2 separate regions of the Homo sapiens genome follow, and region 1 is linked to region 2. The links are chromatin contacts, found by Hi-C or POLR2A ChIA-PET in ENCODE. All regions are on one chromosome and are shown on one strand. The core of a region is the stretch at or near the end of the contact, and the rest is flanking DNA. Distances in the headings are between cores, read along the strand shown.

The links. A loop is a pair of places that touch in the nucleus more often than their neighbours do. ChIA-PET counts read pairs that join two places held with the same protein, here RNA polymerase II (POLR2A). Pooled maps may share reads with other maps.
Region 1: a loop to region 2 is called in a map with no recorded cell type, with 6 times the contacts of the local background. The contact joins two enhancer-like sites. A Hi-C loop is called at or near these places in 3 of 168 maps with a recorded cell type or tissue (B cell, breast epithelium and naive thymus-derived CD4-positive, alpha-beta T cell), 13 of 37 single-sample maps with no recorded cell type and 13 of 50 pooled maps. POLR2A ChIA-PET finds 5 or more read pairs at or near these places in 4 of 52 experiments (B cell, activated B cell, activated T-cell and 1 more).

What each region holds. Positions count from the first base shown.
Region 1 is chr10:4,172,830-4,179,550 of GRCh38, forward strand. LOC105376368 (a long non-coding RNA gene) reads left to right here. Exons shown (of 4, transcript XR_930587.4): 4 at 1,144-1,628. Among named protein-coding and RNA genes, the nearest start is that of LINC00702, 68 kb to the right of the region's middle. Within about 2 kb of position 3,179, at least 2 of the 41 ENCODE cell types and tissues checked have a DNase peak (open chromatin) inside an H3K27ac peak, as active enhancers do.
Region 2 is chr10:4,130,123-4,136,766 of GRCh38, forward strand. No RefSeq gene overlaps it. Among named protein-coding and RNA genes, the nearest start is that of LINC00702, 110 kb to the right of the region's middle. Within about 2 kb of position 1,594, at least 8 of the 41 ENCODE cell types and tissues checked have a DNase peak (open chromatin) inside an H3K27ac peak, as active enhancers do.

The DNA of each region.
Region 1 (6,721 bases), core at 1,929-4,428, 44 kb after region 2:
TAATCAATAAACCTATGAAAAAAAGCTCAACATCACTAATCATCAGAGAAATTCATATTAAAACCAAAAATGTGACACCATCTTACACCAGTTATAAGGGCTATTCTTAAAAATTTCTAAAACCAATGTTGGCAAGAATGTGGAGCAAACAAACCCTTATACACCATTGGTGGGAATGTAAATTAGAATAACCTCTAAGGGAAACAGCATGGAGATTTCTCAAAGAATTAAAAGTAGAACTACATTCATTCCAGCGACTTTACTCCTGGGTATCTACCAAAGGGAAAGAAATCGTTATATCAAAAAGAGAGCTGCCCTCATGTGTTTATTGCAGCACTATTCACAATAGCAAAGATAGGAAATTGACTTAACTGTCCACCATTGGATAACTGGATAAAGAAAATGTGGTGTATATATACCATGGAATACTACTCAGCCATGAAAAGAATGAAATTGTCTTTTGTAGCAACAGGGATGGAACTGGAGGCCATTGTCCTAGGTGAAATAACTTAGAAATAAAGTCAAATACTACATGTTCTCACACTTAAGTGGGAGCTAAACAGTGGGTACACATGCACCTACAGGGTGGAATAATAGACACTGGAGACTCCAAAATGTAGAAGGCTTCGGGAGTGTGAGTTGAAAAATTACCTACTGAGTACAACATACACTATTCGGGTGATGGGTACAATGAAAGCCCAGGCTTCACTGCCGTGCAGTGAAAAATGTCTGTTCATGTCCTTTGCCCAATTTTTAATCAGGTTATTTGCTTTTTTTCTTGTAGAGTTGAGTTACTTGTAGATTCTAGAGATTAGATTGGACCTTTGTTGGATGCATAGCTTCCAAATATGTTTCTCTATTCTTCAGATTTATGTTTTCTCTAAAACTGCAGGTTCATGTTTTCTCTGTGGGTTTATGTTTTGCACAACCACCATGTTTTCTTTTTAAGATTTTTTTTGAAGAAATCTGCACTTGTACCCCTTAAATCTATAAAAATTTCACCATGTTTTTGAAGTGTGCCAATGTTTTTACCTTACGAATTTTTTTTTAAGTGTGATGATGTTTTTACCTTTTGCGTTATCCCTTTCATTACAGGTTTGTGTCTTCAACAAAATCCCTTCATAATTGTTTCTTTTGCTTCAGACGAGAGAAAAAGTCGACACCTGCTTTCCTTCTGCCATCGTCGCTGGGAAGTGTCCTCTTGTCCATCTCCTGTCCAGAGGCGCCTTCCTGCTGTGCCCCCCGGAATATGGCTCTTTCTGATTTTACCAGCCCTTTTCACATCACTGCACCCAGGGGAAACGTCCTCTCCCCAGCCTCCTAAAGTGTGGCCATGCTATCTCCTTCCTGAGACACTTTCCTCTGGAGATTGCCCTGCTGTGATAGCCTAGTCATTGCCATCCCGGACACTCATGGTACCCTGTACCCGAACCAAATCAGAGCACTTTGACACAAGGCAGCCTCCAGGCAGGGGTCACCCTGGGATTGTAAGATCCATGTCACTCCAACAGAGCCTCTTCCTTCCCTCTCACTGGTTTCTGCCAACAGAGGGCGGCCAGGCACCACGCCCATATGCCTTGAATCTGAGCTAACCACCATGTAGGATCTAAGAAAAATATGCTTACCAGATGATGTTGGCCAGGCGCAGTGGCTCACGCCTGTAGTCCCAGCATTTTGGGAGGCCAAAGCCGGCGATCACTTGAGGTCAGGAGTTGGAGACCAGCCTGGCCAACATGGTGAAACCCTCCGTCTACTAAAAAAAAAAAGTGCCGCTTCAAAAAAAAAAAAAAAAAGCCAGGCATAGTGGCATGCTCCTGTAATCCCAGTTGCTGGGGAGGCTGAGGTGGGAGAGTGGCTGGAACCTCGGAGGCGGAGGTTGCGGTGAGCTGAGATCGCACCAGTGCACTCCAGTCTGGGTGACAGAGCGAGACCATCTCAAAACAAAACAAAAAAAAAAAAAAAAGAAGGAGAGATGATGCTGCATGCCTGGTATTGCGATCTCAAAAGAGTGATCATTCTACATACATTCTTAGCAAAACCTTCTGTTTTTTGCAAACCTCAATAAATTATTGTATGTGCGTCATAAACTGCTGTAGAATTTTGTCCAGGCTCAACACCAGAATTTCTCCGTGAAAATCAGGAAAACAGCCAGTCTGTGGCACTTCTTCCTTTCCCAAAGAATCGTCAGTTTCCTGCACACGTGGAGGTTCCCGAGGCAGCACAGGGCCTTGTGTTTCTGGAAACATTGACGTGCAAGCCCTGATCCAGCCCATGTGAACAGGTTAACCTCACCTCTCCCAATTGGGGAGGTTATTCTCTCTGGTGAAGAAGATTTAAAAACCGTGGAACAGAGCAATTTTGTTTTCTGTCTGCCCCATGTCACCTTCACGCCTTGCCCAAAATGATTTTGTCAAAAACCCAGTGAAAACAACAAGTATGTTTTGTTGTGTTTGTGTGTGTGCTGTTAAACTTTCTGACAGGCTTCACGTATTCTGCACTTAAACTTTCTAGAAAATGTTCCTACAAGTCCATGTGCCTTTGAATATGTCCATGGTTAGATTGAATTTATGGAAACCCCGCTTACATACACTGGTATTTTAAAATATATCTCCCCATCCATTCTCTCTCATTTTCGGTTTTTTATATTTTGGATTGTTTTAAGCCTTGTTATTTATAAACTCGTGAGTTAATCTTTCCATTTTTAAGGTGGTAGAACCACTTTCATAGAGAATAATTGCATCATGACAGAAGTTGCTGCTTGCTCAGAAGTGACAGAGCATGAATTTAAAGTTAGGCCTGTCTGACTCCAGAGCTGGCATGTGTAGACGCTGACAACAAAGTGCAGACACATGTGTCCTGTCCCTGTCTTGGTGTGGCTTGGACATTGGGATTATAGCGGGCTGTCAAGGTTGAGAACCACTGGCCTGGAGCAGCTCAGGCCACCTGACAGCTGAGGGTTGGAGGAGGACATCCAAGATTATTCCACAGACCTCCATGTGGGCCTGAGTTGCAACCTTACACCCATAGAAGGTAGGACAGGGAGATGAGGGACCCCAGCCTTGAGAGGAATGAGTGACAACAGCTTCAGCTGGCCCCTGCTCAGCTTCTTCTGTTACCATAGACATGACTTGGGTTTAGAAATAAGTGTCCCCTCAGACTCGAGTTCAGCAGATGGTGTGAGGGAGACAGAGAAATGTGGAATAAGAAGGGGAACAGACAGTGGCCAGGGCTTCAGGCTGCTGCTGGGCCCTAGAACACCAAGTTCGGGTTGTTATTTTGGTGATTCAGAAGCAGAAGTTTCAAAGAGGGAAAGTTAAACCAGTGTGCAGCCAATCAGGATGCTATTCAAAGAACACTTGGTAAACAGCAGTGTCTAGGTTTTCATTGTTCTTCCTCCCACTTGTTTTTAGAAGCTGCAAGACCACACAAATTCTGGGTGGACCAAAGAATTCTTATCCTCAAAGGGAGAGAGAACATTATTGGCTTTGCCAGTTCTTTAGTGCACAGATCAAAGACTCCAAGGACTGCTGGGCGCGGTGGCTCACGCCTGTAATCCCAGCACTTTGGGAGGTCCAGGCGGGCAGATCACTTGAGGTCAGGGATTCGAGACCAGCCTGGCCAACATGGTGAAACCTCATCTCTACTAAAAATACAAGAATTAGTCAGGCATCACTGCATGTGCCTGTAATCGCAGCTACTCGGGAGGTTGAGGCAGGAGAATCACTTGAACCCAGGAGGCGGAGGTTGCAGTGAGCCGAGATTGTGCCATTGTACTCCAGCCTGGGAGACAAAGTGAGACTCCTTCTCTAAAAAAAAAAAAAGACTCCAAGGACAATTGGCATGAGAGGAGATGCAGTGTGGCTAGTTCATTCGTTTCTGAAAAATCACCAGATTAAAGTGAATGGGGAACTGAAATTTTTTTAAAAAAAGAAACTTAAAAAAGATGAATCATGAATTTTTTGTTAAAAATATTTTGATGAAGAAGCCAAACTGGATGAAAAAAAAATAACTGTGTCCTTGACAGTCTAGAAGAAGGTGGCATGAAATGGCCTGCCTGTCTTTGTGTGCATGTGGCTAAGTGCAATACTTGTGTGTACATGTGTGCATTAGTGTGTGCATGTGGCTATGTGCAATACTTGTGTGTACATGTGTGCATGAGTGTGTGCATGTGGCTATGTGCAATACTTGTGTGTACATGTGTGCATGAGTGTGTGCATGTGGCTATGTGCAATTCTTGTGTGTACATGTGTGCATGAGTGTGTGCAAGTGCATATGTGCACATACTTGTGAGTATATGTGTGTACATGTGTAAGTGCACATATTTGTGAGTATATGTGTGGATGTGTGTGTATGTGCATATGTGTATGTGCATATATTTGTGTATATATGTGGATGTGTGAGCATGTGCATATGTGCACATACTTGTGTGTATATGTGTGTACACAAGTGTATGTGCACATATTTGTGTGTATAGGTGCACATGTGCGTGTACATGTGTATGTACACGCACATGTGTGTATATACCTGGAACCAACTGAGCCTGCTGTGACATGTCATCTCTCCAAGAACCACATGCCCAGTGTCCAAAGTCACCCCCACTTAGTCTGGGACAGGGCGGTGCAGACCTACTGTGCTCCTCTAAGATGAAGCGTTCACCAGGTTGGAGAGAAAGCAAGCCAGAGTCAAGATGTTGGGGTCACCTTTCATCATTGTTGGCTAAATACAATTAATCCCCTTTTTAAACCTTCATAATGATTACATATTAATTGTATGGTCATGCTTGTCCCTGTATAAGTATGTTGTTTTCTTTTGGGGGAGAATTCGACCTGAATCTATGGATCTGTGGCCATATTATTTGACATTTTGTCATTTAACACTAAATGTCTCCAGGTTTACTGTAAAAACACTGTCCTGAGAGGTGAGACAGAGCTGCCTTCCAATAAGATCCCTTTTTAAAGCATCACCAGGAACCCTGCATTTTCCTTGGAAGACTCCATCCTGGAAGCCACTCTCTTTAAATACTGTCTAATCTTACTCCTCCCTTTCATGTGATAGAATGGATACAATATTTTATCCATGACAAGCCCAGAAGAGAAATTCCATTATCATTCTCTCCAGTAACACAGTATAACAGAAACTAATCTCAGTGGAGAAATATTCCTCCATTTCATGTGGACGGCTGAAACATTTGCTGCCAAAATTCCATGACAGCCATTTGTTACTGACATGGAGAACATTTTCTTACAACAATCATAAAAGCGCTTTCCAAAAAACCCATAGGGCTTACGAATTGCTTTCAAATATGCAACTGATTTTTATAAAAATGAAAGAAAAATTAAAAATCTCTATGCATTGCTGATTTTGAAGTAAAGCATGCTTTTTCTTACGTTTTAAAAACATTAAAATAATATGTATTTGATGATTATAATTAAAGTTGGATTTCACAGAAGATGAGTCCTATTTCACTAATGGAAATATGTGTAGATAGTTTGTTTTGAAAACAGGATTATCTGTTAAAGTTTAGAAAGAAGAAAATGAAATGTGGTATTCAGCAATATCTTACACAAATATAATATAAATGCCAGAAACCTTCAAAACACATTGCCAGTTTTAGCATTTTTATACGGAAGATGCTACTTGGGATGACATTACTTATGTTATAAAAATATTTTTGTATTATATGGAAGATAACACTCTATCATTGACTCATGTTTTCTGTGCAATGCACACAATGTCTTCTACATTGTACAATTTGAAGTGGAAATGCAGCCAATCTTGATTCAGAGTCATTCTGTGCCTTGTGTAAATTAGAAAACAATTTAGAAGAAAAAGCAAAAAATTAATTTTATTCCAAATAAATAAAAAACAGGAAGACATTACATGACATTTATTGCCATTTGACAACAGAAAGGAGGGGGTGGACATTGGAAAGTGTATGTACTATTTTCCTGAAGGAATTTTGAATGTGTTTCAATTACATTTTATAAATTCAAAATTGCACTAATTGGTTGTAAATGGAGAAGGTGAAAGAAAGCCTGGCATCGATATTATGCGCTCTTGCTGATCCCTCAAGTTTGTGCAAGTACCTGCTAATTCCTGAGTTAATTTCTGAAACATTATCACTGACATTTCATGTTATATTTCATGTGGTATTTCATCACAGAAATTCTTACCAAGAGTTGCTGGCTCCTAGTTTAACACTGCCCACTCAGGCAACAAATTGGACTTAAGTATTAATAATACAAGGTCAGTGTCAGCAAAATCAGACAATGGATTTTTTTTTCTTGAGGTTTTATTCTTAACAATTTGTTAGCTATTTTCTTCTGTTATGCATTTTTAATCAAGCTTTCAGTGAATATATGTAATCATCCACATTTTATTAAAGTGCAATATTTTTCCTCCTAATTCATTTCTATCAACTTCTCTTCTGGACATTTATCACAGATATAGCTATACTTACATCTATATCTATCTGTATTTTAAAAAAATTCCTTGTAGTACAATTTATATCAAAATACTTTAAATGTTTTAAATAGTATATTTCTTATGTGTAATAATAATAGTAAAACTATAGTATATTCTATGGTCATTGCATTCAAATAAAATAATCTAAAAAATTAATGATGTTATACTATTAAGAAAGAAGAAGTATTGGGAGGCTGAGGCGGGTGGATCACAAGATCAGGAATTCAACACCAGCCTGGCCAAGATGGTGAAACCC
Region 2 (6,644 bases), core at 344-2,843:
AAAATTCAGTTGCAGACCTGCGATCGGGGGCTCCATGCCCCTATGACTTGTGCTGTCTAGATGGTGAGAGACGCTGAGAAGCGACCGCAGGAATCCCATCCTAGAGTGGTGGCCTCCTCTAGAGTGGTGAGACCTGTGACTGACTTATTCTAACCAATGCAGCGGCAGGGATGGCAGGTCCTTGTCTTGATAGAACAGCTGCTTCTGTGGCAGGGATGTGGTACAGCTGCCACAATATCATCATGTCTGTGATATGAGAGATCGAAATAGACACCCCTATATCGACAAACATGGACCCTAAGCTAAAGGGAACGGAGTTACCTATGTCTCAAAGGTTCAGAGCCTGGCTGGTGTGGCAAATTTCCAAATTTACACAGGTACAAAACAAACCACACTCGCTAAGCTCCCTCACAATGGTTGCTATCAGACCCCTCAAAGCTCTGATTTGCAACCCAGACCACTACCATTCTGATAGCTTTACAAACATTCTTTTCTGATAAACAATGGCAGACTTGAAGGCAGCTTCAGCAGCTTATAGAGGCTGTGCACAAACTGTTTTTGTTTCCTGCAGTTCATCTGTTGACATAAAGGGCTAATCCCACCTCATTTTAATGCTGAAACCCTGCCCCAAAGTGAACACGGGATGTATGTTACATACACATTCACCCATTGCACATGCGTTCCACTCTCCTCTTAAATATGTATAGCTTTTCCCCCAAACTTGCAGACCATGTGTGAGTCTATTGTGTAATAAGACCCCATGAGGCATAAAACCAACCCCTTCCTTCCTTCCTCAAAGAGAGAGCACCTTTGCCTCATTCTACGTAGTTCCTGCTGGAGTCTCCTGTGGTTGTGGTTGGGTCGTCTAAATTACTACAAAGAGCAAAAAAGCTCTGACATAAAAATGGTCTCTTATTTTCTTAATCTTTGTGTTTCTCAGGTGCACTGTTGTGAAGAGACCTCAGCATACGTGTCCAGAGCAGTTAGTAAACATTTAGTGAAAATCCATAAAGAATTTGTAAATGCTCTCTCTATAAATCCCTACCTGGACTCTTTCATTTTTTCCCCCAGTTTCCAGTAAGAGTACAAAGTTATGATTTTTACACGAAGATTTGTTTTCATCCCCTATTACTGTACCTTATGACATCCTGGCAAATAATAACAATAAGAAATGGGAACGATAACAGTAATTCTACTTTTGAAACACCTTTTGTCTGTAAACATATATACACTTTCTGTAAGTGTCAAGGGATATATTTAATCATGATACTAATCCCCGAGAACTTTGTGTTTTGTCTCAAAATTCAAATAGACACAGGGCCCTTTGTTTGGACTTAGTTGGTTGCACAACGCTTCCAAAGTTAGCGTGTACTGTGAAGTCAACTGGGATTTTCAAGACATTTTTATGTACACTAAATATGTCTTAACATGATCTTAATGAAAGATGTAATAATTGACTGGCAGATGGAAGAGGCAGCAAGAAAATTGTAGTTTAGTAAAATAAAGTTTCACATTACTATATCAATATTAGGTTTTACACTAAAAGGAAAGCTAAATTTAGGAGCTTTATTACATACTAGCATTGACATGAGTCATTTCCTCTCCATTAAAGCAACCAAAACCCCAACTTCCTATCTTAGGCTATAATCTGCACCAGCCAGCAGATTTCAGATCTCAATTCTGCATGTTTGAGTTCCTCAAAAAAAAAAAAAAAAAAAAAAAAAAATCTCAGTTTAAGTTTGTACTTTCAGTGGAATTTTAAATAATTCCAAGAATGAGAATAGCTAACATCAAGCATCAGATATTAGTCAGAACAGTTTCACTTTGAGCAATAAAATTAGATCTCAGTTGAAATTTGCAGATACTGGGAAAGGAAAAGTGAAGTACTTACATCTTCACAAAATAAAATGACTTGTATCAAATTGAGCACACCCACTAACACAGACACTCACAGACACACACAGCGAGACAACACAGAGATACAGATGACACACACACACTCACAGACATATACAGCGAGACAACACAGAGATAGAGGACACACAGACACACTCGCAGACACACATGGAGATAGAGACAGAGGCACAGACACAGACATACACCAACACAGACACAAGCAGAAACACAGACACAGACACACACACACACACAAGGAGATGCACAGAGACACAGACACACACACACACACCAACACAGACACAAGCAGATGCAGAGACACAGACACACACACATAGACACACACCAACACAGACACACAGAGACACAGGCACATATACACACACCAACATAGACACAAGCAGATACAGAGACACACACACACACGCACAGACACCAACACAGATACAAGGAGATACACAGAGACACAGGCACACACACACACAGACACACCAACACAGGCACAAGCAGATACACAGAGACACAGGCATACACAGAGACACACCAACACAGACACATGCAGATTGTGTGAGACAGACACACGTGCACACAAACTTCACCAACACGCACACACCCAATAATGATAAATGCTTCTCCACTTCTGTGTTTTGGTGACACTAATAATCTTGTACTTTCTTTGACACAGTAGCCCATTTTCTGTTCAAAAGCAACAGAAAAATATGTCATCTAGTTTACTGTTTTTAGAATTGTAGGATATTTTTGTTTCAGCCTCAATAAAATTACTTCTAAGTCCTTCTAAGTTTTGAGTGTCTTCTAATTTCTTCATTCCTCTAATGAAAGGTCCGGTCATGTGTAGATATCACCCCTGTGGGGACCCCCTCACATTGCACCTGACCTTGGCTGTGCTGCTGTCTGCCTGTGGATGGAGTGGATTGACAACGGTGGCATTCACATGATGAGAAAAATGCTCCTGGGGCCGCGCTCCTGGCGAATGGCTTTGGAAATCAACAAAACACAGTCCCACTTTTGTCTGTGACCAGTCTTCATGGCATATCAGTTAGAGTGGTGTGCTAAATTTTGAGACCAGGTGGACAGAAGTGAGTTAAATGTTTTCAAGTGATCAATAAAGACAAATACCTTTATTGGGTACTCATCTCAAGCTCTAGGAATGGAAAAATACAAAGATGCGTAGTCCGTATTACTCCTTCAAGGAGTTTAATAATTAATTGAACATAAAATTCCTATATATGTGTATAAATACATATATTTTAATACCTACACAATGAAAACATCATTGTGTAGCAAGTAGTCCTGTAGGAAGGTTAAAACCTTGTTTTCATCCTTATCTTATTTTTCTCACCTCTCGTAATCCAAACTATTGAAGGACATTGTTGAAGCGAGTAACAAGGACTAAAGGACCAGAAGGTCACAAAAAAGAATGCATCACTGAAGAAATAAAAAACTAAATAAATGACTCAACTTTTTCTCACAAAGCTAGTCAATAAATTCAATGTTTTAAATGTGACCTGTGGACACCATTTAGACAGGTTTAGAAATATTGTATGTTGTTGAATCTGAGTCTGAATGGATTCAATGACCTTGTGAAGGAAACAATGACCCCTATTTTGTCTAGTGAAACATGTAGCATTTACAAGCAGAACCTACTCCAATTAAAATAGAACTAAAATTAAATTACTTAAGCATCCAGCATACTAAAAAAACTAAAATCATCATTTTACTCACAAGGTAGAATCAACCTAAGTTATTTATCTCTGTATCCAATCCTTAAATACTTCGTTAAACTTGCAAAATTTTAAAGTTGAATAAAATTCATCAACGTTTATCTGAGTGTGTTTCTGCTGTGTGCACATATAATTTAATATAATAAAATACTTATTGGATTTTGACATTAATTTTCATCTTAAATGAAAGCTGCTGCTATTTCTTAAATTAGGTAGACAACAGAGCAGTCTCTATTATAGTACAGTTAAAATCCTCCTCTGTGAGCCTATCTTCTGTCCTGGAATACACATTCATTCACTAAAGGTTAATGAGCACCTACTAGTCCACCAACTTGTGTTAAATCAATTTAAAAAAATTCCAGCCCTCATGGAGGATACTTTTTACATAATTAATTATAAATATAACATGTAAGTAAATTATATGGTATTCCAGAAAATGATAAGTGCTAAGAAAAAAATAGGGTAAGAGGTATCTTAAATGTTGGGTTTTGAGGGGTTGGGTTGGAATTTTGAGAAGAAAAAAAAACTGCTTAGTGTAGACCTCTAGTTGAGGAGATAACTTTTGGTAAAATCTCCATCATTAAGAAGGCCCTAGACTTTGGACTTCTCAGCCTCCATATGTATAAAAAAAATTCCTTTTTAAAATAACTTTCTCAGTTTCAGATATTCTGTCATAAACAACGGGAAATGGACTAAGACACTGGAGCCCAGGTAACATGACGCAGGGGGAGATGGTGATGTCTTGAGTGAGAGCAAAGACCTTCAGATGAGATCCAGTGCGTTCAGGGTGGTATGGCCACAGACAGAACAAAGACCTTCAGGTTGTAAGTGCTCTCATTCTGCATCTTGAAGGAAAAGACAAGTGTCCTTCAATAGTTTGGATTACAAGAGTTGAGAAAAATAAGATAAGGATGAAAATAAGGTTTTAACCTTCCTACAGGACGAATTGAACAGAATTTTGATCAATGGAGAGTGTGTGATGAGTACTACAGTAGGATCAGATAGAAGGGAGAGGACAACACCTCCGTTTTAGAAGTAATAAGCTGGGTATTTATCAGAAAACCAGGCAGGCAAACGGACTAGAGTTAATGAGCACGTCCAGCTCCAGGAAAGAAATCTGAGCTGGGGATGAAATCTGAGCACCATTTGCATGTGGATGTTCTTAAAGAATGCATGAGGCTAGATGTGATCTTGAGGGGCCAGAGCATAGATGGCAAAGGGCTGAAGAAGGCTCACACCTTGAGGCACCAGCAAGCAAGAGGCTGGGAACAAGAGCAGGAAAAAGCAGAGAAGCCCAAGGAGATGGGATCAATGAGTTCAGGGGAAAAGGGGCAGACCTGGGCAGTGTCCTAGAAGCTAAATGAGAGCAGTGCTTCAGCTAAGAAGGCATAGCAACTCCTTTATATGAGGAGTGAGAATTAGCCATGAAACTTCACAGGCAGGTCATCGTTGGTGCACTGGACAAGAGCAGTTTGGTTGGAGTATGGAGGTAGGGTGAGATGAAAGCCTCATTGGAGAAGGTTCAACAAGAATAGAGTGAGAGGAACTTCACACAAAAGGTATGGGTGATTATTTGAATGAATTATATTGCAAAAGGGAGCATAATCTTAGCTGGTAGAAAAAGTAAATCAGAGGAGCTATGTTTGCAAAGATGGTATGATAGCATGTTTGCATGCTGGAGGGAATGATAGGGGAGAGAGAGAAAATGAAATAATGTGGGAATAAAAAAGAAGGGTTCCAGGAGCTGTGTCTTTGCAAAGGCAAGAGAGGATGACCTCTACGAACAAGTGATTGGTTTTGCACAGGGGGAGGGATAATGTATCTATAGGTATAGATGGGAACTTAGAATGGATGGTTACTGGTGGTGCTACGTGGGAAGCTATGAAGACACAGAAGTTCTCTTCTGATTTCTTCAATTTTCCCAGTAAACAGAAGGCACAGTCATCATCTGAAGGTGATGAGGCCGTGGGAGGTAGTGAAGATTTCTGTAGAGGAGAGCTATTAAGTGAGAGTCTAGAGAACAGATAAGGGAAGTGGAATATAGAATTATAACGTTATTACAATGATTGCCAGGCCACCATCAGGATGCAGTTGTGTTGTGATTGTCAATGTTTGAAATGACAACACTCAGGTTGGTTGTGTGATTTCCTGTCAGTGTCAAAGGCACAGCTGCCGTTGCTCTACATAAAGACTGTGGCTTGACCAGGTATCCCAAAACTAGACAGGGACAAAGGAATGGAGGGTTTAGCCAGCCAGAGATCACTGGGCATTGTGTAAATTCTTTTACTATGGAAGATAGTTGTTGAAACAAACAGAAAAAAGACAATGTGGAGGACACAGAGAAGGTAGAAGAAAACTTAAACAAACCCACCTTCTTCTAGACTGTCGAATATACACACACCTACTCAGTCTGTAAGCATGAATGAAGGAGATTATATGGCAGTCTGTAAAAGGGAACACTGGAAATAGAATATTAAACATCACTGCTTTTCCTGCTACAGGTGATTAGTCAGGGGCCATCCTTCTTAGGCCTGTGGCTGCAGAAACCACTGCTGATGAAACACCCTTATGCTACTATTTTAGAACAAACCATTCTCTGGTTTTACTTCTCTCAGGGGAAGACTGAACACCCGTGTTAATTATTATGCAGAGCAGTTTGGCTCTTGTTTCTCTAAAGAAGTCTAAATCACCTATGTCAGGAAACCTTGCCTGCCATTATGAGACCAACCAATTAAGGCATTTTCCTTAGGCCTATAAATCCAAACTCAAAGAGTAGTTTTTAAAATAACCATTTCCTTTTCTTATTATAGTATCACTTAGAATTATCTACTCTATTGTAATTAATTGGTCAATTGTCTGCTTCTCTCATTAGAAATCAAGGTCTTTGAAGTCAGGTACTGTGGTTTGTTCACTATTGTTTGCCTAATATGAAACTATTTGGACCCTATCAAACATCGTTCATAAAAATTAATGCCAGGTGGGTTACAGATCTAAATGTGAAAGGAA